2 separate regions of the Homo sapiens genome follow, and region 1 is linked to region 2. The links are chromatin loops, found by intact Hi-C in ENCODE. Cell type or tissue: heart right ventricle. All regions are shown on one strand. Each heading gives the region's core, and the rest is flanking DNA. Links, peaks and the distances in the headings are about the cores only. Region 1 holds the start of LOC124901434 (a long non-coding RNA gene). Region 2 overlaps MTHFD1L (methylenetetrahydrofolate dehydrogenase (NADP+ dependent) 1 like).

Region 1 (15,193 bases), core at 3,717-11,716, 460 kb before region 2:
ACAAAGAAGGGCTAGCAAAGCAAAGTGTTTACTCTTACTCTAAATTATTCTGAAATTTGGAAGATCTTTGGCTTAATTTTTTTTAACTACTCAGTATGTAAGAATACATTTTTGAAGCATTTTCTTTACTTTTGGAAAATAGGAATTTTAGAAAGGGGTTGGAGCAACAAAGAGATGCCTTGCCTCCAGGAACTTAGAACTATCAATTGGACTATGGGCCAGGCGTGATGGCTTACGCCTGAAATCCCAGCACTTTGAGAGGCCGAAGTGGGAGGATCACCTGAGTCCAGGAGTTTGAGACTGCAGTGAACTATGACAGGCCAGTGCACTCCAGCCTTGGTGACAGAGCGAGACCCTGTCTCAAATAAATAAATAAATGAAATAAAATCAATCAATCAATTGGCCTCATATGGTTAAACCAAAGCAGAGGTATCCCAAACATCTTATAAAGACACGCTATCTCCCCAGCCAAGACAGAAATTTAACTAAATATATGAATACGTATAAGAAAAGCATATGATAATCACAAGACAGATTATTTCACAATGGAAACTGTTTGGGGAGCGGGGAAGGCTGAGAAGATAGTGGACCTCAAATGCCAATGTCTTGTCCATTTAATAGCTCAGTTTCTCATCTAAATTCATAAAAATCAAGATTTCACCCTCAAAGCCTGCAAGCCTGTGGCTACAAAGCCCTCCCCAGGACTCGTCTTCCCTCAGGATCCCTGTCCATTCACAGGATGTGCCCGTGAGCCGTCAATAGAACAGGACGTTAAGGTTGCCGTTATGACCATTGTGATGGTTAATACTGAGTGTCAACTTGATGGGATTGAAGGACGCAAAGTATTGAGCCCGATGTGTCTGTGAGGGTGTTGCCAAAGGAGATTAACATTTGAGTCAGTGGGCTAGGGAAGGCAGACCTACCCTTAACCTGGGTGGGCACCATCTAATCAGCTGCCAGCAAATATAAAGCAGGCAGAAAAACATGAAAAGGCTAGACTGGCTTAGCCTCACAGCCTACATCTTTCTCCTGTGCTGGATGCTTCCTGCACTCAAACATCGCACTCCCAAGTTCTTCAGCCTTGAGACTTGGACTGGCTTCCTTGCTCCTCAGCTTGCAGATGGCCTGTTGTGGGACCTTGTGATCGTGTGAGTTAATACTCCTTAATAAACTCCATACATATATGTATATATCCTATTAGTTCTGTCCCTCTAGGGGACCCTGACTAACACAACCACCAAAGCGAGGTTACTCAGGATTATTCTAAGGTAGCAATGAGAAAATGATATTGCTCCCACACGTTGAAGTTCTAGAAAGACCAACGGTAAAATTCCTCCAAAAAGATGATAACTTGACTAACATTCCGTTAAAATCAACCTCAAAAGTAAACATGGTTTCTAAACGAAAGAAAAAAGACAGCTTCTTCCGGATCTTTAAAATGCCCTTATTAGTTTGGAAAATCTTATGGCTTTGGGTGGTGGGAGGGGTTAGTGTGGGATTTTCCTGACCCCATTTTAGACATGTGTCAGATTTCTTTTAAAATTGCGCCAACTTTCTTTCAAAAAGCAACAAATACTTCTTGTTTTTAAAAGCTGAGAGCAACGACTGTTTCTCATATGTACTTACTGCCCTGGATTCCCCGTGTTGATTCTAACTTCCTGCTGAGGTTTCACAAAAGCATTCAAAAACATTTCAGTAAGTTTTCTGATTCAGACCAGGCTGGATTTTTATTACCAGTTGAAGTTTAGCCAATCCTATATATATATATATATGTGTGTGTATATATATATATATATATATATATATATATATATATATATATATATATATATATGTATGTATGTATATATAAAGTGATTCTCATCTGCCCCTCTCAGAAACATCATCATCATAAATTAGTCTAACTTTTGGAAAGATGTTTTATCTTCTGCTGATTTCACAGATTTAACCTCAATTAAAATACCCTATTTATAAACTTGCATTACTGGCCATAAATGTATTTGGTCTGTAAAACTTCCTCTTATAAAAGAGAGAAGGAAGCAAGACACAGGAAGCTGAGCAATCAGCTAATGATTTTTTTTAAAAAATGAACACCTCAGCCTTCCCAGAGACAGATGTCCCTTGAGATAGCTCCTAAAAGTGTTATCACTAGATACAAAACACTGATTTAAGACCATCAACTGCTTCTATTTCATCTGATAAATCAGCCTGCTGAATACAGACCACTGATCAGAGTGTACAGTGAGTTAAAGAGAGAGTAAAAGGTACTCAACTCTGTCTTCAAGGATGTTCAGATTAACGAGGAATGATGAGATTCATAAAAGAGAAAAAACAAAATCCTCTCACCTTGGCCTCCCAAAGTGCTGGGATTACAGGCATGAGCCACCTCGCCCAGCTGACTTCTTAATTTTTTGTAGAGACAGGATCTCACTATGTTGCCCAGGCTTGTCTCAAACTTCTGGCTCCAAGCAATCTTCCCACCTTGGCCTCCCAAAGTGCTGGCATTAGCCACTGTGCCCAGCCTAGCCCTTACTCCTTTTAAAGCCAATGAAACTTTGTTCAATTGGAGTCTTTTTCAGGAGCCCAGTATTTAGAACAGATCAATTTGGAGATCCCTCTGTTGACCTTGTAAACAAAGGGTGAGGCTCTAGAGTCCCACTAACATCCTTCTCCATGACCTCCATTGTCCATGCCACCCAAAGTCCCCAAAGTACCTCCACAGAACGCTTAGTGCTCAGAAAAGCACAGGTTGAAAACCAACAACCGATAGGACAAAGTCTATGTTTTCAGAGTTGCATTTCTGATCTCTGGGAGATCTTATTATTCGTCCTTAAATAGTAATCTCTGGGACCACAGAAAGGGCAGAAGACTTGGAAGTCATTGGGTTCAAGTGCCAACCCAGCCACTTACTAGCTGTGTGGACCTGATTGAAGCTCTATTGCCTCACAGATCAAGTAAGTGTAATAATACCTATGTCATAGTGTTCTTATGGTATACATATGAATTTTTTAATAAAGTATGAAATACTTTGCAAAACGTATGATAGAGTGCTATTTTTATGGGAGGTGACGTAGGTGGTGGCAAAAACAATAGGCTGGGACCCCTTGACCTTGTTCAAATACAGGTTCTGCCATTTGTTACCACTGGCAAGTGTCTTATTCTGAGTCGTGTTATTTCATGTGTAAAATGCAGTAAATAGAGCATTGCATCCAGACACGAAAACCTCCAAAGGAAGAAGGGGGATGTCTCTTCATAAGCTGTTTTGTAAGAGCAAGATGATGTTTCCCAGAAGCATCCAGTGACCTTGCCTCACCTTGGCTAGAACTGCATCCCACCCGTAAAGCAATCATTGGGAAGCGGGGGTGGTATCAACACGGGGAAGGATCCCCAGACAAGATGGTGTCTGCGCCAGCAAAAGACAAAGAAAAAGACTTTTGTATAGTCATTCAACAATGTTCGCTTCAATTTCTACCCTTGGAGTCCTGCTGCTAGGCCAGACCCCTCAATGCTACAAAATACTCCTCCATTCCATGAAGAATTTCTATATATAGTGTCAACAGTCTACAATGTGAAATTTTTTCAATGGATTATTATTTTATTTTTTTTTTGAGACAGAGTCTCACTCTGTCGCCCAGGCTGGAGTGCAATGGCGCAATCTCAGCTCACTGCAACCTCTGCCTCCCAGGTTCAAGTGATTCTCCTGCCTCAGCCTCCCCAGTAGCTGGGATTCCAGGCGCACACCACCACACCTGGCTAATTTTTGTATTTTTAGTAGAGACGGGCTTTCATCATGTTGGCCAGTCTGGTCTCAAACTCCTGACCTCGTGATCCATTCGCCTTAGCCTTCCAAAGTGCTGGGATTACAGGCGTGAGCCACCATGCCCGGCCAATGGATTCTTTTACCTGAAAATAAGTTCTAGCCTTTGGTTCTTCCTTACTAATACATTTAATTATATCTTCACGATTTGTCTTATAGAAACCATTTTAAACTTCCCATAAAAGCAGTAAACTTGCAAAAGTGTGTTGTTGTATAAGAGATACCACCAACTGGCCGGGCGCAGTGGCTCACGCCTGTAATCCCAGCACTTTGGGAGGCCAAGACGGGCAGATCACAAGATCAGGAGTTCAAGACCAGCCTGACCAACATGGTGAAACCCTGTCTTTACTAAAAATACAAAAATTAGCTGGGCGTGGTGGCGCGCGCCTGTAATCCCAGCTACTCAGGAGGCTGAGGCAGGAGAATCTCTTGGACCTGGGAGGCAGACGTTGCAGTGAGTGGAGATTGTGCCACTGCACTCCAGCCTGGGCGACAAAGCGAGACTCCATCTTGGGGAAAAAAAAAAGGAGAGAGAGAGATACCACCAACCTGCCCAATGTGGAGGTGGGAGTCATCACTTTATGGATGGAAGTCAAGATGGGACTTAGCCAATACTTCAATGAGTTCAACAGATTAGCAGAGAGAAAAAGTAGAGTTTTCCATGAAGAAAAAAAATGACATAAGCTAAGTAGGAAGAAGGAAGTAGAATTTTCTACAAAGATAAAGTGCCAACTTTTGTGCAAGGTCAAATAGGATTGCTTGGTGCATGGCAAAAAGCACAAGCAATTAGATCCTAAAATCACACACAGAGCTAAAAGTGAGTTTTCTGCTTATATATAAGAACATTAAGTAGCAAAATGAATGAAAAGCTAGCTAGATTTTGTGACCTATCTTCAAATTACATACTTATTTAGTAACAGAGCTGGGACTGGAAGGACGCTTGCCCAAGTTATTGACTCTTTGAATTCATCTCAATAATGGAAGTGGCTGATGAGTCTTCTCCAAGACCACAATTATTTGGATTTCAGTGGTTCAAATCACATTCCATTTGAGAAATGATGAGAAAAAATAAAAAATAAAAATGGAAAATTAATGCATACTTTTACAGATTCATGTGAAGTTGGACCTCATTTAGTTTTAAACAGTTTATCAGTAATGTTATCAAAGATAAGGCAGGAATTAGATTGATTTATACAAGTAGAATTTTGGATTTCAAGTTGAGAGCAAAACACAAATTTTCTATCATCCATTTGGTTAGAAGAGTGAGCCAGTGCGTCCTGGTCAAATCATTTCCACCTGTTCACAAAAACCATTTCCCTCCAAAATCTTACTCACTGGCTTCCAGCTGCTTGGTGGCCCGAAACGTCCTTTTCAATTGTAAAAATCCTCTTAATAATAGGTTAAGGATGACTCAATCCTTGTACACATGTGAAATCTTCTGTTTCTTTTAAAGATCTTTTGACGGCATGGAGCTGGACAAGAAAGGCTTCGCATTAAGTGAAATTTGAGATGGAAAGAAAAAAGTACACTATAATGCATCTCCTCTTTGATTCAAAAAATTAAATAAATGGGATGGGCGCAGTGGCTCACTCCTGTAATCCCAACACTTTGGGAGGCCGAGGCAGGTGGATCACGAGGTCAGAAGTTCAAGACAAGCCTGACCAACATGGTGAAACCCCGTCTCTACTAAAAATACAAAAATTAGCCAGATGTGGTGGCGCTTGCCTGTAGCCCCAGCTACTCAGGGGGCTGAGGCAGAATAATCGCTTGAACCCAGGAGGCGGAGGTTGCAGTGAGCCGAGATCGCGCCACTGCACTCCAGCCTGGGTGACAAAGCAAGACTCCGTCTCATAAATAAATAAATAAATAAATAAATAAAATCAGTCATGCCTTTCATCAACTTTGTGAAAAGGAAAGAGAATTGGGGGAAAAGGAAAAAAAAAAACAGAGCACATGTTCATAACTGTTTTTGTGCCATGGACTCCTCCAAATAAAGTGTGTAAATGCCTTAAATAAACAACGCAAAGGGAAATTTTACATAGAAATAGTTAACAAAACATTAAAAACAAAAATCTGTGGCCAGGTGTGGTGGCTCACACCTGTAATCCAGCACTTTGGTAGGCCGAGGCAAGTGGATCCACCTGAAGCCAGGAGCTTGAGACCAGCCTGGCCAGCACGGTAAAACCCTGTCTCAACTAAAAATACAAAATTAGCCGGGCATGGTGGCCAGCACCTGTAATCCCAGCTACTCGAGAGGCTCAGGCAGGAGAATTGCTTGAACCAGGAGGCAGAAGTTGCAGTGAGCCGAGATCGCGCCGCTGCACCCCAGCCGGAGCGACAGAACGAGACTTTGTCTCAAAATAAATAAATAAATAAATAAAAACGAGAGGAAAAAGCAGTTTCCCTCCCCATGATAAACAGTTACTTGATATTGACAACTTGGGGCTATGAGTCTAATGCAAACACTATTCTAGGTGGACTAGAGTAACCGGGTGGCTCTTAATAATTAGCAGTATCTGAAGACTTTAGTTGTCCGAAGATGTTCGTTTCAGTTTTTTTTCTAATACCAAAATTTTTGAATAATCTATATAGCAAAATAAACTATGATCTAGTCATATGATGAATGTAGCCATTTAAAAATCACATTCTTGGCCTGGGCACGGTGGCTCATGCCTGTAATCCTAGCACTTTGGGAGGCTAAGGCAGGAGGATCGCTTGAGCCCAGGAGTTAGAGACAAGTCTGGGCAACATAGGAAGACGCCGTATTTGCCAAAAATACAAAAATTAGCCAGGTGTAGTGGCAGGTGTCTGTAGTCCCAGCTACTCGGGAGGCTGAGGTGGGAGGATCTCTTGAGCCTGGGAGGTGGTAGTTGCAGAGAGCCATGATCGTGCTACTGCACTCCAGCCTGGGCAACAGAGCCAGGACCTGTCTCAAAAAAAAAATAAATAAATAAATACATTTTTGAAGAATTTTTAACAAATGGAAAATTGATTATAATATTGAAGGAACAAAGCAGTCTTTAAAGAAGCATACACTTATCAAAAACTCTCGGGCCGGGCGCGGTGGCTCACGCCTGTAACTCCAGCACTTTGGGAGGCTGAGGCGGGTGGATCACCTGAGGTTAGGCGTTCAAGAACAGCCTGACCAACATGGTGAAACCCCATCTCTACTAAAAATACACAATTAGCTGGGCACAGTGGCGCATGCCTGTAATCCCAGCTACTCAGGAGGCTGAGGCAGGAGAATCGTTTGAACCCAGGAGGTGGAGGTTGCAGTGTGCCAAGACTGCGCCACTGCACTCCAGCCTGGGCAACAAGAGTGAAACTCCATCTCAAAAAAAAAAAAAAAAAAAAAAGGAAAAAAGAAAAAAGAAAACCCTCAATTATATAAAATATATATTCCTTTGTTCATTCAACAAGTACTATTGATCTCCTTATATATGTCAGGCTTTCCAACAGATCCACTTTATCCTTCAGAGTTCAATTTAAATAGCATCAGCACAGAGTTTTAAAGAAATATTTCAAGGCCAGGCATGATGGCTCATGCCTGTAATCCCAGCACTTTGGGAGGCCGAGGTGGGTGGATCACTTGAGTTCAGGGGTTCGAGACCAGCCTCACCAACATGGTGAAACCCCGTCTCTACTAAAAATACAAAAAAAAAAAAAAAATTAGCCAAGTGTGGTGGCGCATGCCTGTAATCCCAGCTACTCGGGGGGCTGAGGCAGGAGAATCGCTTGAACCCGGGAGGCAGAGGTTGCAATGAGCCTAAATCACACCATTGCACTCCAGCCTGGGTGACAAAGCTAGACTCCATCTCAAAAAACAAAGCAAAACAAAACAAGAAATATTTCAAACACTGGACTGCATTACCTATCAATCAGTCATTCATTGAGCAACTACTGTGTTCAATTGTGTGTAGGACAAATACACAGAAGATACAGGTGGTGGCTGCCCCAAGAAATGTAAGATTAGTGGGAATCGACAAGTTAGAAGTGTCTTCTGTATGAACTGATGTTCCCTTTTATTTTCTAAAAGGTTTAAAAATGGGGTGAAGTAATAGTAAATAAACTGAAAACGAAAAACGTGCCACACCAAAGAAAAGCAAAATGGGAAAAAAAATCGGGTTTTACAGAATATTCAGGTGGCCACTAGGGGGTGCCAGAATGTTAATACCTTTCAGCAAGTTTCCAGTTTCCCTCGGGTAATTTGAGTTTGGGATTCAATGTAGTTTAAATTGACCGGAATTAACGTTTCTTTTTCCAGCAAAATGGTAAGAATGTGACTCAGGTCACATAGTTCACAGTAGACTGGTGCTATGATTTGAATCTATCCCCTCCAAAATTCATGTGTTGAAACTGGTGGCCAATAGGGTGATATTAATAGGCGGGGCCTTTAAGAGGTGATTAGGTCAGGAGGGATCCTCCTTCACAGATGGGTTTCAGACTCGTCACGCGGCATTCAGCTCCCTTGCCCGTCCGCCTTCTCCACGTGAGGACACTGTGTTCCTCCCCTCCTCCAGAAGATGCAGCAAGAAGGCACCATCTTGGAAGCTGAGACCAGGACCTCACCAGTCCACAAACCTGCTGGCACCTTGATCTTGGACTCCCAGCCTCCAGAACTATGAGAAATAAATTTCTGTCGTTTTTAAACTACCTAGTCTCAGGTATTTTGTTATAGTGGCACCAATGGACTAAGACAATCAAGAATTAGAAATCAAGTATTTATGAGTCTCACGCCATTATTTAGTACCAGGGTCATATTGCTATGCAGAAAAAAAAAAAATCTCCTGGCGGGGCACAGTGGCTCACGCCTGTAATCCCAGCACTTTGGGAGGCCGAGGAGGGTAGATTACCTGAGGTCAGGAGTTCGAGACCAGCCTGGCCAACATGGCGAAACCCTGTCTCTACTAAAATACAAAAATTAGCCGGGCATAGTGGCAGGCACCTGTAATCCCAGCTACTCGGGAGGCTGAGGCAGGAGAATCGCTTGAACCTGGGAGGCAGAGGTTGCAATGAACCGAGATTGTGCCATTGCACTCCAGCCTGGGGGACAAGAGGGAAACTCCGTCTCAAAACAAAACAAAACAAAACAAAAAAACCTCCTATCCATCTAACAGGAACCAATTAGTAAACTAAACAAACAAAAACCCCACAAAAAGTAAAACGACAACAAGAACAAAACCAACCAACCAAACAAAACTTAGAAGTTCGAAAAATACTTAAGAATTAAAAAAAAAAAAAAAAAAAAAGGCTGGATATAGGCACATGCCTGTAATCCCAGCACTTTGGGAGGTTGAGGCAGTAGTCTCGTTTGAGCCCAGTAGTTTGAGACCAGCCTGGGCAACGAAGTGAGACCTCATCTCTACAAAAAAAATTTTAAATTAGCCAGGCATTGTGGTGCACACTTGTAGTCTCAGCTACTTGGAAGGCTGAGGTGGGAAGATCACTTGAGCCTAGGAGGTCGAGGCTGCTGTGAGTGCCTGAGCGAGAGAGCGAGACCTCGTCTCAAAAAAAAAAAAAAAAAAAAGTTTTAATGATATGATTCTGCTTTTTTATCTTAGAAATGTAAAAAAAAAAAGTATGTCTATACATAAAGAAGAACTTAGCAATATATACATCAAATCTTAACAGGGGTATTTGGAGATGGTGTTACCACTGTTGTTGTTTTTCTGAGTTTTCTTTTCCTCTGCTGTATTCATTTGCTGCAATTTCAAGATATCACTTAATACTTACCAGGAGTGTCAGACATGGCATGAGCACTTTATCTAGGTAATGACATGAATGCATAGAAGTGTTCAAAGTCTTCTCCACTCTCAATCTAGCAAAAAAAAAAAGAGGGTAGAGACAAAAAGAGGAAAAAAGACATTTTGTGGCAGATGTTCTGGAATAAGGCTTAGTGGGAGTTTGGGCAGAGGGCTGTGTTAGAAAAATGATTGGGAGAGGAAATTTTAACAGCAACTTTGAACTACATTTTCAATACACTCTGGGGTTTTCTTAAAATGCAAATAAAGGTTTAAACTGTGTTGCTTTTTGTGGCTGGTGCGTTTTCTTTTATAGAAACATGACCTTGAGAATAAGCAACTCGGATTTTGGCTTTATAAAGGTTCAAAAACATTACTGCATTTTATCAAACACAAACACTGCCTCAAATTAGTACGAAAAGTTGGACCATGGCTGGGCGCGGTGGCTCACGGCTGTAATCCCAGCACTTTGGGAGGCCAAGGTGGGCAGATCACCTGAGATCAGGAGTTCTAGACCAGCCTGGCCAACGTGGTGAAACCCTGTTTCTACTAAAAATACAAAAAAAAAATTAGCGGAGCGTGGTGGCGTGCACCTGTAGTCCCAGCTATTTGGGGAGGCTGAAGCAGGAGAATCACTTGAACCCAGAGGCAGAGGTTGCAGTGAGCCGAGATTATGCCACTGCACTCCAGCCTAGGTGACAGAGCAAGACTCCTTCTCAAAAAAAAAAAAAAAAGGAAAAGAAAAGAAAAGCTGGATCATGCCAACAAATCTTGTCCACTTGCTGTTAAATAAAAACACCATTCTCTGCATAATTATTTACCTGCCCTTCATCTACATTTTCATCCTAATATACCTACAATACTGGATCTACGTCTTGATAAAAATGTATTGCATGAAATTTATAAGCTACACTTACTTCATATGTAGGTGTGGTAGCAGTTAAGAAACAATTAAAGATGCTATTTTGGGAAGGCTACTCAGCTCTTCAGTGGAAAACCCATTCACACCCCATTGCAGAACCTCAGCTTTCTCACTGTGCTCGTCTACACCCATACTAAACATGTGTAGGCCACATTTGCTCAGGTGGAAACAAGAGTGTTGGAAGCAGGATGGGGGGAGTGTTGACGGGGGTTGAGAGAAGGTTGGCAGTCCCTCACTTTAGAGACCCTTAAGAGGAGTTTAAGCAGCTCCAACACCAATGTTTTGCAATAAAAGTATTTATCCAAATTTAAAACGTTTGTGCTGCAAACTGATACCATCAAGAAATTGATAAGACAACACACAGAATTGGAGAAAATATTTATAAGTCATATGTCCAATAAGAGACCTGTATCCAGAAAATATATATATATATTATTTATACATATAGTTGTTGTTGTTGAAACGGAGTCTCGCTCTTATCGCCCAGGCTGGAGTGCAGTGGCATGATCTTGGCTCACTGCAGCCTCGGCCTCCCAGGTTCCAGCGATTCTCTTGCCTCAGCCTCCTGAGTAGCTGGGACTATAGGCATGCGCCACCGCGCCCAGCTAATTTTTGTATTTTTTAGTAGAGAAGGGGTTTCTCCATATTGGCCAGCCTGTCCTCGAACTCCTGATCTCATGATCTGCCCACCTCGGCCTCCTAAAGTGCTGGGATTACAGGCATGAGCCACCACGCCTGGCCAGAATATATATATATATATCTTTTTTTTTTTTTTTTTTGAGACAGAGTCTCACTTTGTCACCAGGCTGGCATGCAGTGGCATGACCTCGGCTCACTGCGACCTCCACCACCCTGGTTCAAGCGATTCTCCTGCCTCAGCCTCCCAAGTAGCTGGGATTACAGGCATGAGCCACCATGCCCAGCTAATTTTTTGTATTTTTAGTAGAGACAGGGTTTCAGCACGTTGGCCAGGATGGTCTTGATCTCTTGACCTTGTGATCTGCCCGCCTCGGCCTCCCAAAGTGCTGGGATTACAGGCGTTAGCCACTGCGCCCAGCCCAGAATATATCTTTTAAACCTTATAACTCAATAAGAAGATAATGTTTAAATGGGCAAAGGAATTGAAGACATCTTCCCAAAGAAGATACACAAATGGCCAATAAGCACATGAAAATATGCTCAACATTATTCATTAGGGAAATGCCATTCAAAAGCATGAGATTCCCACTTTGCACCCAACAGTTCAGCTATAGTCAAAAACACGGATACTATTAATAACAGGCCAGGCACAGTGGCTCACGCCTGTAATCCCAGCACTTTGGGAGACTGAGGCGGGTGGATTACTTGAGGTCAGGAGTTCAAGACCAGCCTGGCCAACATGGTGAAACCCAGTCTCTACTAAAAAAAATACAAAAATTAACTGGTGCATGGTTGTGCGTGCCTGTAATCCCCGTTACTTGGGAAACTGAGGCAAGAGGATCACTTGAACCCAGGAGGCAAGGTTGCAGTGAGCCGAGATCATGCCACTGCATTCCAGCCTGGGTGACAGAGCAAGACTCTGTCTCAAAAAAAAAAAAAAAAAAAGAGTAACAAGTGCTGACAAAAATGTGAAGTTGGAGCCGTCGTGCATTGTTGGAAGGAATGTGAAATGATGCAAACACTTCGGGGAAAGTATTTGACAGACACACAAAACATTACAGTTACCATATGATGGAACACTTTCACCCCTACATATATACCCAAAAGAAGTGAAAACATACACAAGTCTTGTACATGAATGTCATAGCAGCATTATTCATAATAGTCAAAAAGTGGAAACAACCCAAATGCCCATCACCTGACAAATGAATAAAACGTGGTATATGTCCATACAATGGAATAGTATTTGGGCCGGGCGCAGTGGCTCACAACTGTAATCCCAGCACTTTGGGAGGCCTAGACCGGTGGATTGCTTGAGCCCAGGAGTTGGGGACCAGGCTGGGCAACATGGCAAAACCTCATCTCTTAAAAAAAAAAAAAAAAGTATTCAGCCATCAAAAAAGATGAAGTACTTGTAGAGTCCTAATTAGAGAAGTGTTGGGACTGACTGACACATACAACTGATGAACCTTCAAAATAAGCTAGTCACAAAAGACCGCCTATTTTGATTCTATTTATATGTAATGTCCAGAACATTTAAATTCATATAGACAGAAAGATTTGTGGTCGCCAAGTGCTAAGGAGAGGGCAAAGGGGAATGACTATCAATGGGTACTAGTTTGTTTTAGCTGTGACAAAAACAACCCTGTGAATATACTGAAATACCGTACCCTTTAAATGGATGAATTGTATTTATATTTCAGTAAAGCTGTTTTAAAAAATCAACTGGGCCAGGTGCGGTGGCTCACACCTGTAATCCCAGCACTTTGGGAGGTCGAGGCGGGCAGATCACGAGGTCAGGAGATAGAGACCATCCTGGCCAACATGGTGAAACCCCGTCTCTACTAAAACTACAAAAATTAGCTGGGGTGGTGGCCCGCACCTGTAATCCCAGCTACTTGGGAGACTGAGGCAGGAGAACCACTTGAACCTGGAAGGCGGAGATTGCAGTGAGCTGAGATTGCGCCACTGGACTCCAGCCTGGCAACAGAGTGAGACTCCGTCTCAAAAAAAAAAAAAAAATCAACTGGTGAGGCTGGGCACGGTGGCCTTGCCTATAATCCTAGCACTTCGGGAGGCTGAAGCCAATAGTTTGAGACCAGTTCTGGGCAACATAGTGAGACCTCATCGCTACAAAATAAAAAAAATTAGCTGGGCATGGTGGCACACACCCATATTTTCAGCTACTGAAGAGGCTGGGGTGAGAGGATCGCCTAAGTCCGGGAGGTCAAGACTACAGTGAGCTGTGATCATGCCCTGCACTCCAGCCAGGAAAACAGGGCGAGACCCTGTCTTAAAAATAAAACAACACTAAACTAACATTAAAACTTAAAAATTAACTGGTGAAAACATAGGTAGGCCCTTCCTCCTGCTAAGCATTAAAAAAAATTCCACCTTGACCTGACTTCCTCTTCCTCAGTGCCACCTTTCTCGCACTAGTTTGCTTCCTTGCTCTTTTTCATGGGGGAGTGGGGGTGCTGAACTACTTCCAGTGCTGGAGCTCACACGGTGGCTATGAAGTCAACCTAAATATACAACTGTGTTCTAAATTATGTCAAATGCCTACAAATAATTCTAATATGGAAGCATTTTACAAACTTACTCTTTAAAATAGGCACACATGTGGATAAAGAAACACAGTAGATTCAAAATGTACAGCTTTATATAAACATTTTGCAAAAATCTTTTTTAATACTTAGCAAGAGCATAGACTAATAACCTTTTATAAATGATATTTAATAACTGCTTTTGGCAACATCTAGAATATATATTATGTCTCTTTTTATATAAATCTCATTTTTAATCTTCCTTTCTTGACTTTTCCCCACTAGAAAATAAAACCAAGGAGATTTTCAGTACAATTCATTTTATTATTTTAGTGCAACAAAACATTTCCAGATTTATTTCCAATTTCAGTTTCAAAACAAACTGACCTGAAATTTTTAGTATTTACTATCTGTGACAATGACCAATAAAATGTGTAAGAATATAAAAAATAAATTCATTCATTGTTGGTAGTACTCCAAATTCAATGCATAAGAACCTTTTCTATCTAAAGCATTTTCCTAAAACTGCAAACTAAAAATCTGATATTTAAAACATTTATGTGGTAAAATAATCTCATTTGATTATGGATATCATAAATAGAATATAAAAGATATTACATTTCTTCAAATACCATTTGTTTCACTGTGTTCAATTTTGAGTTTCCTAACATCCATTCTACAGGTCAATCAAAATACAAAGGCGTGCAAATGAAACAAGCTATTGAAATGAAATAAAATTCAAGAATAAAAGTTAGAATTAACTTATGAGGTAACTTTTATGTAAGCAAACATCACAGTTGTAAGAAATGCCTCTCTTTACAAAGAGTCATTAAGATGCGCATTTTCCTAGAGCTATTATTTCATGTGCCCAAAATCAAGCAAAATAAAATCCCATGCTTCCTGGAATATTAAATACCATGCAGTGTACTATTTAAGAAAAGAACAAGGTTAACTAACTAAAAGCAGAACTCACTTATTTTTTGCTCCCTAGCCAATTAAAAATAAGTTCATTAAAAGCACTTGAAATTATATATTTAACCTGAAAAAAAGTTGCTAAAATTCCAATATAAATGTAAATATCTTTAACTTGCTTAACCCAGCTATCCCCAAAACAGTGTAGTGGGGCAAAATGTTCAAAAGAAAAATCATCCAGTGCACGTAGATGGGCACCAAGAAGCTAAGCTTCCCTGAGCGCGTACAGAGCCGCCAGGCGACTCAATTCACGTGCTCCTTTTCTGGGGATGAAAAGGTGCTCACCAGATCTTTCTATGCAACTGAGAGCTCCTAAATCAAGTCAAAGGGGACCATCGTACTGAAATATTCCATATTTTCCAGTGGTCCACCAGCTGGGCTCAGAGGCCAGGAGCTGTTCCCCTTGCCCAGGCTGCAGACCAACCTGAATTTCAGCTTTTAATGTTCTTATGGTACAGAGTGGTGCAGGATGGAAGCCATTCAGAGCCTGATGAAATGGAACAGAAAACTCCCATTTTCTGTCACCTGTCAACTTCCTGTAATTCAAATCACCCTT
Region 2 (15,193 bases), core at 4,296-12,295:
GTGACATGTGTAAGTATAATAAATACAGGCCACTGTTTTTTTCTCATTGGGTGCTATTTCAACCATCGAGGAAAGAAAGCTGGGGCAAGCTTTGCCAGAATCACAGGGATGAGTGGGATGCTTTGAGAAGGTTGGGCCAGTGCTCATGACAGGTGCAGATCCCTCGAAACTGTCTAACACAGCTGAATGACGTGCCTGGCAGGCTGGGTGGTGGGTTATATACTGCCGGCCAGCAGAGGTTTCATAAAGAACCTAGAAGCCAGTGTTGGAGAAGCATCTAGATTTGAGAGGGATCTAAGGTGTGTTTGCAGAAGGTCTGGTCAAGCAGGAGGTATCCGGGGCTTGGTGCAGTGGCTCATGCCTGTAATCCCGGCACTTTGGGAGGCTGAGGAGGACAGATCACTTGAGGTCAGGAGTTCGAGACCAGCCCAGCCAACATGGTGAAACTCTGCCTTTACTAAAAATACAAAAATTTGCTGGGCATAGTGGCCCACACCTGTAATCCCAGCTACTCAGGAGGCTGAGGCAGAAGAATTGCTTGAAACCGGGAGGTGGAGGTTGCAGTGAGCCGAGATCGTGCCAATGCACTCCAGCCTGGGTGACAGAGCGAGACTCTGCCTCAAAAAAAAAAAAAAAACCCAAAAACCAACCAACCAACCAACAAACAAAAAAACATAAAAAAAGCAGGGGGTATCTGGAGATTTGGGGTTGGATCATGGAAAGGGGGCCAGGGGATAAGAGGCTTATGGGAGGCTTGTTGAAGCCACTCACATTGAACAATCTAAGACTGTTTAAAGGCAGCTCAACCATAATTAAGAAAGCAGAATATTAAAGAGCATGGGGGAAGAAACAGGTTTATGAGTGAGATGCATAACTGACTGGAAAATGTAAGGACCAGCTTTCCACAGAACACTCCAAACATTCTAATGCACAACAGGAGAAGAGGGAGCGCTGAAGAAAGGGCTACTGACTCAGGCTGGCCCTGGGCGTGTCTGAAGATGGGAGGGAGAGCCGGGGGAGGTCAAAGGCCCTGAGGGGGAAGACAGCTTTTCCAGGGACAAGGACAACCAAAAGAAAGGACAGCCTTTCAACCTAGAGTGTGTTTTTTCCCTTCTAATTACTGTGAAATGTAAAAGGCAACAGAGATGTGCATCAATACCCTTTTAAGTTTTAAGATCCTATTAATTAAACCCTGTATGTACAATGTGAATGTACTTAATGCCACAGACTATACATGTAAAAGCGATTAAAGGGGAAATTGTATGTTATACATATTTTTACCACAATGGAAGATCCCCCACTGTATATCCATAGATATGCATTTTTAAATGTTTATTTCAATGTGGAGGCTCTAGTTGCAAATGCTCCAAGTCCATGTAAAGGATAGTTCTCACACCCCACCAACAACTGGTGTAGGTTCCAGCTGGCATTTTCAAGATGTAGAAAATAATTTCTTAAGAACCAACCAGAAAAACAACAACAATAACAACAAACATCCTGCCTTAAAAAAGACCAGCAGAGGAGGAAACACCCCTGGCCATCTGGGCAGTGAGAGCGTGAAGTTCAGAAGTCAGCAGAGCTGGCTGCGGCTCCAGGCTGTCTTCGTGGTTTGTTTTGCTCTTCCTTCATCCAGCCCCCACTGGGATCAAGAGAATGGCTTCACGCAAGGAACAGGAAAGACCTTTTAATAAAAACAAACACTATCCTGTCTTGCTGTCAAGGCTACACCTTAAAATGTTTGCAAGGCTAGAGGAAGGATACAGAGATGATTTTCAACCTTAACTCCTCATTTAACAAACAATATTCCGACTGAATGTCAAGCTGACTTCTCCGGGTCATACCTCCTTCTTTGCAAAAATGACTGATGTTTTATGATATCACTAAGGGCTCCCAATTCTCACGGAGAAGGAAAAACGTCAGTGTCTTGGTTTAGTTCAGTAGTGCTTTAGGAGACTTGACTTCTAATTCCTGGTTTTAACCCAGAGCAAAATAAACCAATCTTGGAGTTTGACAAAGTTACCTTGAGTTACAGGAGAATTCTTGAAGGTGAATTCAGGAGGCCCACTCTCTTTCCAAGTGAACATGACAGGAGGAAGAACCAGCATTGATTGACTACTTTCCTCCATTTTTTTCTTTTTGAGACAGAGTCTAACTCTGTTGCCCAGGCTGGAGTGCAGTGGTGTGATCTCAGCTCACTGCAACCTCTACCTCCCAGGTTCAAGCGATTCTCCTGCCTCAGCCTCCCGAGTAGCTGGGACTACAGGTGCGTGACACCACACCTGTCTAGTTTTTGTATTTTTAGTAGAGATGGGGTTTCACCATGTTTCCCAGGCTGGTCTCGAACTCCTGGCCTCAGGTGATCCACCTGCCTCAGCCTCCCAAGGTGCTGGGATTACAGGCGAGAGCCACCACTCCTGGCCTTCATTGCCTGCTTTCTATGTTCCAGCATTTTACTCTGGGGCATTTCATTTGGGTCTCACAGCAACTTGGTGAAGTTGGTGTCACTGTCAGACACCATTGTACAAATGAGGATGCTGAGGCTCGAGAGATTAGTCAGCTTCCCCAAATTGTGTCCACAGTAGGAGGCCTACTCAAGGTTTAAACTTAATTTGCATGATCCCAAAGCTTTAGCCTGTTAGCTCTATGTAATATGTTCCTTCTCCTATCAAGCGTCCATTTCTTATGGACAAGTCCATCACCTTCCCATCTATAATGCAGAGTTGAGCCCACATAGCAGATGGGATGTGCGGAGGCATGCCTGGAAGAACGTATGGAGGAGGGATTTCTTAGCTAATAAAGTGCGCATGTAGATTAGCGTTTCTTTCAGCCATCATATTTCCCTGCATCCCTGCAGACATGGAGATATTCTCTTAGTGAACGATAAAGATATAATTGTCAAAAGTCACATTAGAAAGGAAAATTCAAAGAGAAGATGATCTTGAGGGGGACTTTTAACAGCTTCTTAAAAGGGACTGCAATCACCCTCAAGGGTAGAGAGGAAATGATCCTCTGTATTTCAAGTTTAAACACATTCATTTTCACACAATAAAACTTCTTCTGAGCAATTAGTCTACTACACCTTATTCCATATTTTTCAATCTTTATTCTAAATTATTCATTGCTGCCTCCATCCGGTACCATAATTAAAAGTTGCCTACTCTTGAGTTAGAAGTTACTCTGGCAAAAAGAGATGCCAAATTGTTCTCTAGACAGCAGTTGCTGCTGAAGTCAGTTTTCTATAAAGTTCAGCAGAGACTCCCAAGTCAGAAGTGCAGCCTGTTTCTCACTTAACCTGTGAGCTCGCCATTAGGAAGTCCAGCACACTGCTGTCTGGCCGCACAGTGCCTCTGAGAGCCAGGTGCCCCACTCTCTCCAGCTGAATCACTCTCCAGTGGGGTTCCGAGACAATTTCTACTTCACATTCAAATGCAGTCATGCCCTGGGCTCTAGCACTATTTCCCATTACCCTAAATCATCTCCGGTGTTTTCCTTCCACAAGACTGGGGTGGAGAAAGAATAGCACACAAGATGCCATTAGTCTTGTACTGAATACATTCTTGGGGATATAAAGTCTGGGGAGACACCAAGGGGCACACAGAAACCCAGTTTGCTTTGAGAAGCAAAGGTGGGAGAGTGTCATATGCAAAGCATTTATAACTTCTTTCTCCTATAGAGCAATGCCATATCTTTCTCACTGCCCAGCACCCAAGGGTTGGTTGTGAGGGTGTGGGGTTGTAGGGGAGGTAAAAAGGGCTTCCAGAAAACCATTACTTAAGTTACTAAAGTTTTACCAGCACCAATCAATGCAAGAAATCCGGGGCAAAGAAGGCTTGAGCTCTATTACTGACTGCACCAATGAATTCAGATTTTTACATGGTGACAAGACAAGACTGTAAATGGTCTTAGATGATCTAAATCTTGCTGGTGTGAGGAACACAGCTAACAGGCAGACAGTACAAAGAGAGCCAGCAGCAGCAGCAGCTCTTTTCATGAACTGTCATGCTGCAGTAGGCTGGGAGGCTGATTATCTAACAAACAATTATGCAGCTCAAATCGAATTTCTGTTACAAGAAAAGCGAGAAGTGTGTTGGCAAAGGAGGCAGGGATCCTGGCCTTGAGGTCGCCTATCAATAGAGGACTTTAGACCACATTATTATTAAACATTTTCCTCCTTTCAGAAGAGAGCTGACATTTTAGCAGCATTATCTGCATGAAGAATGGGAATTCAGAAAAAAAAATTGAAATATCAGTGGAAAGGAAAAGGGTTCATGTTAGGGTTAGTGCATGTCTGAGACAGCATAACTCAGAAGCATTTCTTCTGATTACTGACCTCTTTTTCACCTGGGATGTTTTCCTTGAAAAGAGCCGCACTTTGTGAAATCATTCATGAAAATAACTGCCTTTGCTATGCAGAGTGGGGTGGTTCATGATCAGACGGCAAGATGGCATGATCAGATGGCATGATCAGAGGCACACTCACAGCAGGATCTGGGGGTGACTCTCCCTACAGTGGTTTATGTAGAAAGGCTCTGGCATGTGCCAAGGGTTGTAGGTACCCTGGCAAGCCTTACCCAGGACCAAAGAACAGGAACCCAGGGTCTCCTTGGCCACCTGCCATCTGAGTTGGCTTCAATGCCTCTGACTTGCCCACAGCAGGGCTACATCTATTTTGCGCTGAACACCTCTAGGTCTGAGAACTCAAAGCTTCCAACTGGAACATTTTTCTTTTCACTCATCCAAAATCTTCTCCCTCAATTGATCTCTACCGCCTCTGTAGTCCAGAATATTCTAGTTCCTCATTCACAAAATGGCCTCATAAAAATGAAAAACCTTTTATGAGCTAGCCTCCAATTAATTCCCTGTGTCCTTCCTTCCGTAAACACTGACTGCGTGCCAGCGATGATGTCCCCTGTGTGGCATGGAATCTGTGCCTATGCCCATCACTGTCACCCTTTCTCTTCAGGGGGGTCACTCAGTCACTGTCCCCTTTAACTATGTCTCCCCCCAGACCTCCAATACACACACACTTTTGAGCACAGTACTTAGCTCTGAAGAACAGAGCAGGGTGATGACCTCAACCATCTGGATATTCTTTCTCCCAGCTCTGCCTCTTCCTAGCTATGGGACACTGAGCAGTTGACTTAGTCTCTTCGTGCTTTAGTTTTCTTGTCTGTAAAATGGGAAGATATCACCAGTTTCCACCTAAGAGGGATGTTAGGACCAAAGAGGTGAACATGTGCAAAGCGCCCATATACCCAGCTCACAAACAACTCCTTAAAAGCGAGAGCTGTGGTAATATTAAATATTAATACATCAGCCCCGTTCTCTCACCACTGTGACTCCAGGCTTATCAACAACGCTGCTAAGCTCTTGCTTCACGGATTTCTTCTTCACTTATGCTATTGATTTATGCCACTGAACAGGAAAGAAGAGTGTCTGTGACATCTGAGTGACTCAACAATAGAATATGTGAGGGATGAAGGAACAGGAGAAGCAGCAATCAGCTTGAAGCCTGGGCACTCCACAATCATGCACTACCCCTGAAGACAAATCCATCAGCCAGAATCGGAACCACAAAATTCAGAATGGAGATGTCAGACGGGTGCAAAGACAGACGATCTGAGGAGGAGAGTGAGCCCTGGGAAGCTCAGGTCTTCTGACTGAACCATCGACATGTGCTTAAAAATATCCTAGAGGACCCAGCAATCCCACTTCTGGGAATACATTTCCAAAAGAATTGAAAACATGGCATGAACCCGGGAGGCGGAGCTTGCAGTGAGCCGAGATTGCGCCACTGCACTCCAGCCTGGGCGACAGAGCAAGACTCCGTCTCAAAAAAAAAAAAAAAAAAAAAAGAAAACACGGTCTTGAAGGGATACTTGTACATATGCCATATGCCATAAACACGCATGCTCATACAGCATTACTTACAATAGCTGTGAGGGGGAGCTCAAGTGTCCATCCACAGATGGACAAAGAAACAAAATGTGGGATATCCAAAGAATGGGAGCGTATTCAGCCCGAAAAATAAAGGAAATTCTGGCCGGGCGCGGTGGCTCACACCTGTAATCCCAGCACTTTGGGAAGCCGAGGTGGGTGGATCACAAGGTCAGGAGTTTGAGACCAGCCTGACGAACATGGTGAAACCCTGTCTCTGCTAAAAATACAAAAATTAGCTGGGCGTGGTGGTGCACGCCTGTAATCCCAGCTACTCGGGAGCCTGAGGCAGGAGAATTGCTTGAACCCGAGAGCAGAAGGTTGCGGTGAGCTGAGATGGTGCCTCTGCACTCCAGCCCGGGCAACAAAAGCGAAACTCCATCTCAAAAAAAAAAAAGAAGGGAAATTCTGACACTCTACAACATGCACGCACATTATGCTAAGTGAAATAAGCCAGCCACAGTATGATGCTACTTACATGAGGTCCCTGGAGTTGTTACATTCATGGAAATGAAGGAGAATGGTAGCTGGCAGGGACTGTAGGGAGGGGCATGGGGAGTTGTTCAGTGGGTACAGTTTCAGTTTTGCAAGATGAAAAGCGTTCTGGAGATTGGCTGCATGACAATGTGAATGTACTTAACACTACTGACGTGCACTTAAAAATGGTTAAGATGGGCCAGGTGTGGTGGCTCACGCCTGCAACCCTAGCACTCTGGGAGGCCGAGGCGGGTGGACTGCCGGAGCTCAGGAGTTCGAGACCAGCCCGGGCAACACGGTGAAACCCCGACTCTACTAAAATAAAAAAGAAATTAGCCAGGCACGCTTGCTTGCGCCTGTAGTCCCAGCTACTTGGGAGGCTGAGGCAGAAGAATTGCTTGAACCCGGGAGGTGGAGGTTGCAGTGAGCCGAGATCACGCCATTGCACTCCAGCCTGGGCAACAGAGCAAGGCTCTGTCTCAAAAAAAAAAAAAAAAAAAAAAGGCTAAGATAGTAAATTTTGTTATATATATATTTACCACAATGAAAATAAATAAATATATTATGTATGTATATATACACACACATACACTAGACATAGTTCAATAAAACCACAAGAGAAAAGAACCATAACAGAAATGAACAAGCAGAGGCCAGGTGTGGTGGCTCATGCCTATAATCCCAGCACTTTGGGAGGCCGAGGTGGGTGAACCATGAGATCAGGAGTTTGAGACCAGCCTGCCCAAGATGGTGAAACCCCGTCTCTACTAAAAATACAAAAACTTAGCCAGACGTGTTGGCAGGTGCCTGTAATCCCAGCTAGTCAGGAGGCTGAGGCAGAGAAGTGCTTGAACCTGGGAGGCAGAGGTTGCAGTAAGCCGAGATTGCACCACTGTACTCCAGCCTGAGCAACAGAGACTGTCTCAAAAAAAAAAAAGAGAAATGAACAAGGAAAATACCTCCCATGGTTTCCCAATCCTCACGAAATTGCTCTTGTTCCTGTGCAACTCCTGAAAGCGTCAGCTGTCAAATCCTGTTCGCTAAAGTACCTCCTCACTTAGGACTGCGATTTGGGAGTCTTCAAAAGCACAGGCTTTGGGACAAGGAGCTAGGGTCTGTACTTGGAAATGTGACTTTGTCATATGGCTTAAACTCTTCTACCTTTTTGTTTGTTTGTTTGAGACAGGGTCTCACTCTGTCGCCCAGGCTGGAGTGCAGTGGTGTGATCTCGATCTTGGCTCACTGCAGCCTCCACCTCCTGGGTTCAAGCAATTCTCCCACCTCAGCCTCCCGAGTAGCTGGGACTATAGGTGCACGCCACCATGCCCACCTAATTTTTGTATTTTTAGTAGAGATGGGGTTTCTCTATGTTGGCCAGGCTGGTCTCGAACTCCTGACCTCAAGTGATCTGCCCGCCCTAGCCTCCCAAAGTGTTGGGATTACAGGCGTGAGCCACTGCACCGGGCCTAAACTCTTCTATCTTTAGTTTTCTTATCTGTAGGGTTGTGGTGACAACAGAATGGGACAACCCATGCTAAGGTGTAAGAAATGTGAGCCATTGTTTTTACTAGATCTTACCTGAACATCATACAGGAACTGGAATCGGCTTCTTTTACTCGCAGCCTCTCTCACAGCCCGAGCCAAGTCCACCGATCCTTTTCCACCAACGGACCAGTGATAGCAGGGGACTGCATCAAAGGCACCAGCCCGCTTTGCAAGCTCACACACCAAGTCAATCTCAGCGCGGGTGTCGGTCCTAGTGAAGAAAATGTTTGTGGTTTTGCATCTGTATCCATTTAGCTATGTTTTCAAAGAAAGACTCACCATTTATACAGAACTTCGCTCCCTAACACTGAATACATTTTAAACATCAAAAGTGGTCACATCGTGTTTAAATAAATCAGACTTAAAGCATGGAAAAAAAAAGTCCTCTCTAAAGTGACTCAAATATTTCAAGTCGTTAAGGGTGTTATCAAGAAAATTCCATAACATATCCCTTTGATCATTCACAGTTTGTTTCAGACAAAAATGCTGGGTAGAATTAAAAAAAAAAAAAAAAAAAAAAGCCAAGGAGATAGTAACTCACTATATATAAATTTCACTTCCTTAATAACATTGTGAGAACACATTTGCTAAAATGAAACCAAACCAAATAAACAAACAGAAAGAACTGGGTATTTCTGTATACTTTTAGATGAAGCACAGAAAGACCAAATACCCCAAGACACAAATATCGTTCACAGGGTGGCCTAGTGATAATGCCCACATTTAAAGGAGGAGGCTGGACTTACTTGAAGACATTCAGAGCCACCACAACGGGAACCCCAAAGAGCTGAGTGATCTGAATTTGCTTCTGGAGGTTACAGCAGCCGTCTGCCACCAGCTGGATGTTCTGTAAAAAAGAAAAAAGCAAAACCCAGACCCCTGTGTATTGTCTCCCACCAAACCTGCCAAGCTAAACTGCCAGCACCTCTCTGGCAGGATTTGCTACATCTTTTTTCACTTTTTCCTCCAAGAAAGATGGCTGCAAGAATAAAGAGGTTCGTCTTCAAAATAATTTCTAAAATGATTCTGGATCCAATGGCATATGGGTGGGTCTGAAGCCTGGCAGCTCACCCTGCTGAGGACAGGCTGCAGGGTCTATGCAATGCGCCCATGCTCTGCAGGTTGAGGCCTGACAGGCACAAGGCCCCAGGTGGGTGAGGAGCTCTGACCAGGTATTCCTGGCTCAGATCCCTGGCGCCACCTGTAGGAGCTAAGAGGTACTGCTGCCAGCAAATCAAAGTCTATTTACAGAAAAGAGTAAGCCACTCCTGTAAATCATAAAGCCAACTGTATATAGACCTTCCATGACAAAAGAATACAGAAGTGTAAGCTTCATATTTGTTTCTGACCTGGAGACCTTGAGTTCCTGCTCTGATGGCTACCCTGGGAGTACACAATAGTAGACAAAGCCTATATCCATCTTTTCTTGATATTTAAGAGTTAACTGAATGAATTTTATCCTTTCATCCCATCCATTTCCTCTCGGATTCTTAGAACGGCACTTTTCTTTTCTTTTTTTTGAGACAGAGTCTCACTCTGTCGTCCAGGCTGGAGTACAGTGGTGCGATCGCAGCTCACTGCAACCTCTGCCTCCCAGGTTCAAGCGATTCTCATGCTGGGACTACAGGCGTGAGCCACCATGCCCAGCTAATTTTTGTATTTTTAGTAGAGATGAGGTTTTGCCATGTTGGCCATGGGTTTTGCCTGGCTGGTCTTGAACTCCTGGCCTCATGTGATCCGGTCGCCTTGGCCTCCCAAAGTGCTGAAATTACAGGTGTGAGTCACTGCGCCCGGACAGAACAGCACTTTTCTAAGAGGCCACTGAAGGAGGGCTCATTCACTGAAAGCCAACGAGTCACTGGATTTAAGAGATTCTTCACATAAGCATCTAAACAGCTCCTCTTACCTCCTCTGTATATTCTTTCTTAAGAGGAACACCAGCCGTTACCTGAAATAAGGAGAGAAAACATGAAGAATAATCCTATAAAAATGCTTACACAACCGATCTGAAAGAAAGAACAACATAATCACATTCAATTTTTAGAAATGTACCTCTATGTTTTGTGCTTTTAAAACAGTAGCTGGCAGCACTGGCTAAACCTAAACTCCTGCGGGAAGCTTTTAGAAAACACTGATCCCTGGGCTCCACCCAGACCAATGAAAGCAGAAGTTCTGGGAGGGGAACCTGGGATCAGTAATGTTTAAAATCTCCCTGGATGATTCTAATTTGAGCCAATGGAACAGTATGAAACTTCTCAAACATTGGTTCAAATTAGAACATAAAACTAATAATATGTTTAATACTTGATTTATACAGAGTACATCACCATTCGAAATCATTTTACGGTAATTGCCATAAAGTTCTGTTGTCCAGGCTGGAGGGCAGTGGCACAATCACAGCTCACTGCGGTCTCAAACTCCTGGGCTCAAGTGATCCTCCTGCCTCAGCCTCCCCAGTAGCTAGGAATACAGGTGTGTACCACCACACCCAGATAATTTTTTATTATTTTGTAGAGACGAGGTCTTGCTATCTTCCCCAGGCTGGTCTCGAACTCTTGGGCTCAAGCAGTCCTCCCACCTCGGCCTCTCAAAGTGCTGGCATTACAGGGTGAAACACTGTGCCTGGCCTTGTGGTTAATCTTATGTGTCAACTTTGCTGGGGCCATAGGGTGTCCAGTATTTGTTCAAACATTATTTTGCGTGTTTCTGTGAGGGTGTCTATGATGAAATTGATATGGAAATCAGCAGCCTCTGAGTAGGCAAGTTGTCCTACATAATGTGGGTGGGTCTCAACTGACCAGTCAAAGGCCTTTTTGAGTACAACAAAAAGACTGGCCTCCCCTGAGAGCAGGAGAATTCTCCAGCAGACTGCTGCCTTCAGACTGCATTAGCACCACTGCCTCTCCTGGGTCTTCAGCTTGCCAGCCCACAGTGCAGATTTTGGACTTGCCAGCTTCTGTAATCATGTGACCCAATTCCTTACAATAAATATCTTTCTCTATATATACACACATCCTTATTGGTTCTATGTGTGAAGAATGCTGATTCATACAATGGTTAGTTTAAAGATCTAATTGTGAAAGAATCTGTGGATCCCAAAGCATAGCACAATATTAGTTATTGGATTGCACTGGGAATGGCCGAGCACTCTGGGGGACAGGATGTGAGTTTAAAATGACTGAGGGCAAATTTAAAATGGGCAAATTCAAGGGCCACAAGATTTTCCACTGTACAAATTATGGAAAAAAAACAAGCTGAATAAACATAAGAGGCAGCCATGGTTATTTGTGTAATGATCAAAAGGAAGTCGATCCCAGCGCAGTATTTGTAGCAAAAAAGAAAAAAGAAAACAGAAGTAGAAATGAATAATCATGGTTCAAAAATACAGAGCTATTCAATATGAAGGAAGGACACCGAGATGAGCACTATGGAATAGAGGATTAAGAGGATGAAAGTTCATTTATCTTGCCATTATTGAAAACACTCCCTGCATATAGACCATGCCAGACACTTGGACCATACCAATTAATAAGACACAGTCCCTAAACTCAAGGAATTGAGAATTACATAGGGAGACACAGAACAAGGCATTCATGAAACAATGTGAGGCAGAAGGTACTACTGGAGCCCAGGAGAGGGATGCCTAGCTTCACAGGGCTTCCTGGTCCCTGCTGGTTTTTTTTTTTTTTTTTTTTTTTTTTTTTTTTGTTGTTGTTGTTGTTGTTGAGATGGACTTTTGTTCTTGTCACCCAGGCTGGAGTGCAATGGTGCAATCTCAGATCACTGCAACCTCTGCCTCCCAAGTTCAAGCGATTCTCTTGCCTCAGCCTCCTGAGTAGTGGGAATTACAGGCGCCCGCCACCACTGGTCTTGAACTCCTCAGGTGATCCACCTGCCTCAGCCTCCAAAGTGCTGGGATTACAGGCATGAGCCACCACGCCTGGCTGGTCCCCACCTTTTCTTATCCTCCACCCATATCTGTGCCTACTAACCCTGTTCCATGTTACCATGATCACTGGCTGAGAACCATGACATTAAGCAGCAGTGGAAGAGACACAAAGGATTAATGTGGCACGAAAGTGCAACCACTGAATAACAGAGCACATATGTTAAGATGAATGAAATAGGATTGTAAACCATGTAGAGAATTTTTACAGGACAGAGACCAGAGTCTGGAAAACTATGGGACTGATGTCAAGAGACCAGGACTGTAGATCTGATCAGTCCCTGAAATAGATGTGTGACACCACTCAAGTCACTGCGTCTCCCTGTGCCTCAGAGATTTTCTCTTTATAAAGACTGAATGAGATCAGACAATCTCTAAGCCCTTTCTATAATTTTCAGGGTGGCAGGGCAGGGAGGGAGAATTCCAAATGCATCCTACATGGGCGGAAGTAGTTTTTAAAAATAGAAGTTGTTATACAGATTCAATGTCTAAAATCCAGGAAGGACTGTAGCAACAAGGGGTGTTTTGAGTGAAGTCAGAATTCTTTATGATTTACTACTTTTAATCTGTATTATATCATTCTTGCATTTGAAATGATGATGAAGCTTTAGGCAAAAATGAAGTGCTTAAGTGTCGGGTATTAGGAGTGGATTTGGATTTAGAAAACTTCTGCCCTTCATTAACATCCAGCTCTGCATGGTGGACATAGTAGGAGATTTAGATCTGAAGTTCTCGGCTCTCTGCTGGCCTGCTGACATTGTCCATATTCCCTAAGCCTATCAAAACTCAGCTTCCTTATCTGTAAAATGGTATAAAAATCATGTCCACCTCTCCCAGGAGAAAGAATTGCTTTACAGCGTTTCATGATGGCAAACCTGCTACTTGTTTTGACTATGCAATAATCATTGAATATATGACTTTTGTCACATACACAGTACAGTATACCAATTAAGAAATCAGATTTGGCAGTTCGTCTCATATGTGAATATTATGATAGAGAAATTTTATTTTATTTCAAAATGATTAATCAGTATAAAATGTCTTATTCTCCACTTGGAAATTCCTAAAAATGAAACAAAAAAACAACAAACAAGCAAACAACAACAAAAAAACCCCCAAAAATCTATGCACAGGTTTTCTGTGGAAAGGAATATATTTCCTTTATAATGTCTGTAATTTCTATATATATTAGGATAGGTAAATATAAAAAGTCTTTAAAGAAGTTAAAATCGAATTTGTGTTTTCCAAGCAAAGCTCTTAGAAACAATCCAGTATTATAACAGAGTTGTGAGGAGAAATCATAATAAACAGAAAGAGAAGGAAAATAGTTTTAGATGAAATCTGATGAGTTGCAGCATCAGTGAACCGAAAAACTATCTGTACAAACAATGAAAAATCTCTGTCATCAAAGAACTCACTCTAATCCTCTTGTTCTTCGTTCAGGGACAAGAGCCTCTAACCTCCCATTACCATATGGTTATACAATCTTGGCCTGAGTATCAGATGTGAAGCTTGAGACTAAAAAGTGGTTGCATTATGCTCCTTTCCAAAATATTGTTTAGAAAGAACTGTGGGTGTTACTGTTTACTCGAACTTACTAAACTCAAAGTGCCCTATGGTGGTGTTGGGAAAAAACAAAAAACAACACAAAACAAAAAACGTTTTAGATGTCCACGAGGGAGGTCTACAGGAAAAAAAAAGTTTTAAGAAAAATACTCTAGAAAACTATAGTCATTAAATGGGCAGGAATTTTTCAAATGCTCAATTCTGTTTTAACATAATGAAATTTCTTTGGTATTAGGAAGGCGGTGTGGGCACTTACACTTGGCCCGCCTCCATGCATCTTCAGAGCTCGCACCGTTGCCACTAACACAACCACGTTGGGCACCAAGCCGGAAGCTCGGCACTTGATGTTGAAGAATTTCTCCATTCCGATGTCAGCACCAAAGCCAGCTTCGGTCACTGTGGGGAAGCAAGTGGAATATGTGCTATTATCTTCTAAAAACAAAGGTAGGTTTTGGCAATCACCACTATGATTCGAGCTCAAAGGACAGCTTACATTCCTTTTGTTTACCAACACAAAGGTGAACTGATTTCCCCATTGTCATAGAAATGTTCTTCACTTTCTGCCCTAAAGAGACTGCGCCCTCCTCTGCTTCCCACCGCCAGGCCTGAGGGATTCCTTGTGGTGGCCAGGCCAAGACTTTTCTTCCCATATCATAACTCACAGTGAAGCTTTTTTTTTTGGAGATGGTGTCTTGCCCTGTCGCACAGGCTGGAGTACAGCGGCATGATCTCGGCTCACTGCAACCTCTGCCTCCCGGGCACAAGCGATTCTCCTGACTCAGCCTCCTGAGTAGCTACAGGTGTTTGCCACCACACCTGGCTAATTTTTTATTTTTGTATTTTTAGTAGAGATGGGGTTTCACCATGTTGGCCAGACTGGTCTCAAACTCCTGACCTTGTGATCCACCCGCCTCAGCCTCACAAAGTGCTGGGATTACAGGCGTTGAGCCAAGGTGACCAGCCAGTGAAGCTTTTCTTCATACAGATGGGGATTTTCAACTTTGTAATCAGGTTCCAAATTGTTTCAAAAGGCAATGATAGTATGATTACAATGGAAGATCCTTTCTTACTCTTTTTTTTTTTTTTTTTTTTGAGATGGAGTTTCGCTCTTGTCCCCCAGGCTGGAGTGCAATGGCACAATCTCAGCTCACTGCAACCTCCGCCTCCCGGGTTCAAGCGATTCTCCTGCCTCAGCTTCCCAAGTAGCTGGGATTACAGGAACCCACCACCACACCCGGCTAATTTTTTTTTTTTATTGTTAGTAGAGACGGGTTTTTGCCATGTTGGCCAGGCTGGTCTCAAAGTCCTGATCTCAGGTGATCTGCCCACCTTGGCCTCCCAAAGTGCTGGGATTACAGGCATGAGCCACCACACCCGACCCTTTCTTACCCTTTATATTAAGAATAATTTATTTTAGTGCCACCCAGTAATTTCTGTTAACTGACAAATTTCAAGTTAGTTGAAGGGCATAAGGATACTGATGGTCAATCTGGATACAAGACAGCAGCTTTATTAGAGAAACACCAGAAAACACTCGTTTCTAGTCCCCACCCCCTCAGTTGCTAGAAAGGTCACAGCTGCCTTTCAAGATAGCGAGGCACTGGGTCAGTAGTATCTTCTTCATACACAAAGAGCTCTAGGACCTTGCTGCTCAATGCGTGATTCGTGATCAACAGCATCAGCAGTATCTGAGAGCCTCTAAGACATGTGGAATCTTGGGCT

Evidence for each region. Hi-C counts contacts between places; a loop is a spot of excess contacts. Peaks named below come from ENCODE experiments on the same cell type or tissue, not always from the same donor. Only the 100,000 strongest peaks of a DNase experiment are listed, where the experiment ranks them.
Region 1: a loop joins it to region 2, with 4 times the contacts of the local background. A loop is called at or near these places in 8 of 110 quality-filtered maps.

Annotation. Positions count from the first base shown.
Region 1 is chr6:151,468,877-151,484,069 of GRCh38, reverse strand. LOC124901434 (a long non-coding RNA gene) reads right to left here and starts at 10,043. Exons shown (of 2, transcript XR_007059815.1): 1 at 9,551-10,043; 2 at 4,948-6,747. It overlaps DCPH1 (damage control phosphatase 1), which reads right to left. Exons shown (of 5, transcript NM_024573.3): 5 at 13,969-15,193. The coding sequence ends at 14,960. In heart right ventricle, for the core only: a CTCF peak has its summit at 7,949 (motif pointing right); no DNase peak of the experiment used is centred there; H3K4me3 peaks cover 511 bases.
Region 2 is chr6:151,008,493-151,023,685 of GRCh38, reverse strand. MTHFD1L (methylenetetrahydrofolate dehydrogenase (NADP+ dependent) 1 like) reads right to left here. Exons shown (of 28, transcript NM_015440.5): 21 at 13,728-13,867; 22 at 9,866-9,907; 23 at 8,706-8,806; 24 at 7,993-8,170. Among named protein-coding and RNA genes, the nearest start is that of MIR12131, 87 kb to the left of the region's middle. RefSeq lists enhancers at 13,255-13,991, 13,992-14,730. In heart right ventricle, for the core only: CTCF peaks have their summits at 8,935 and 9,166 (motif pointing left); a DNase peak (open chromatin) is centred at 9,135; H3K4me3 peaks cover 616 bases.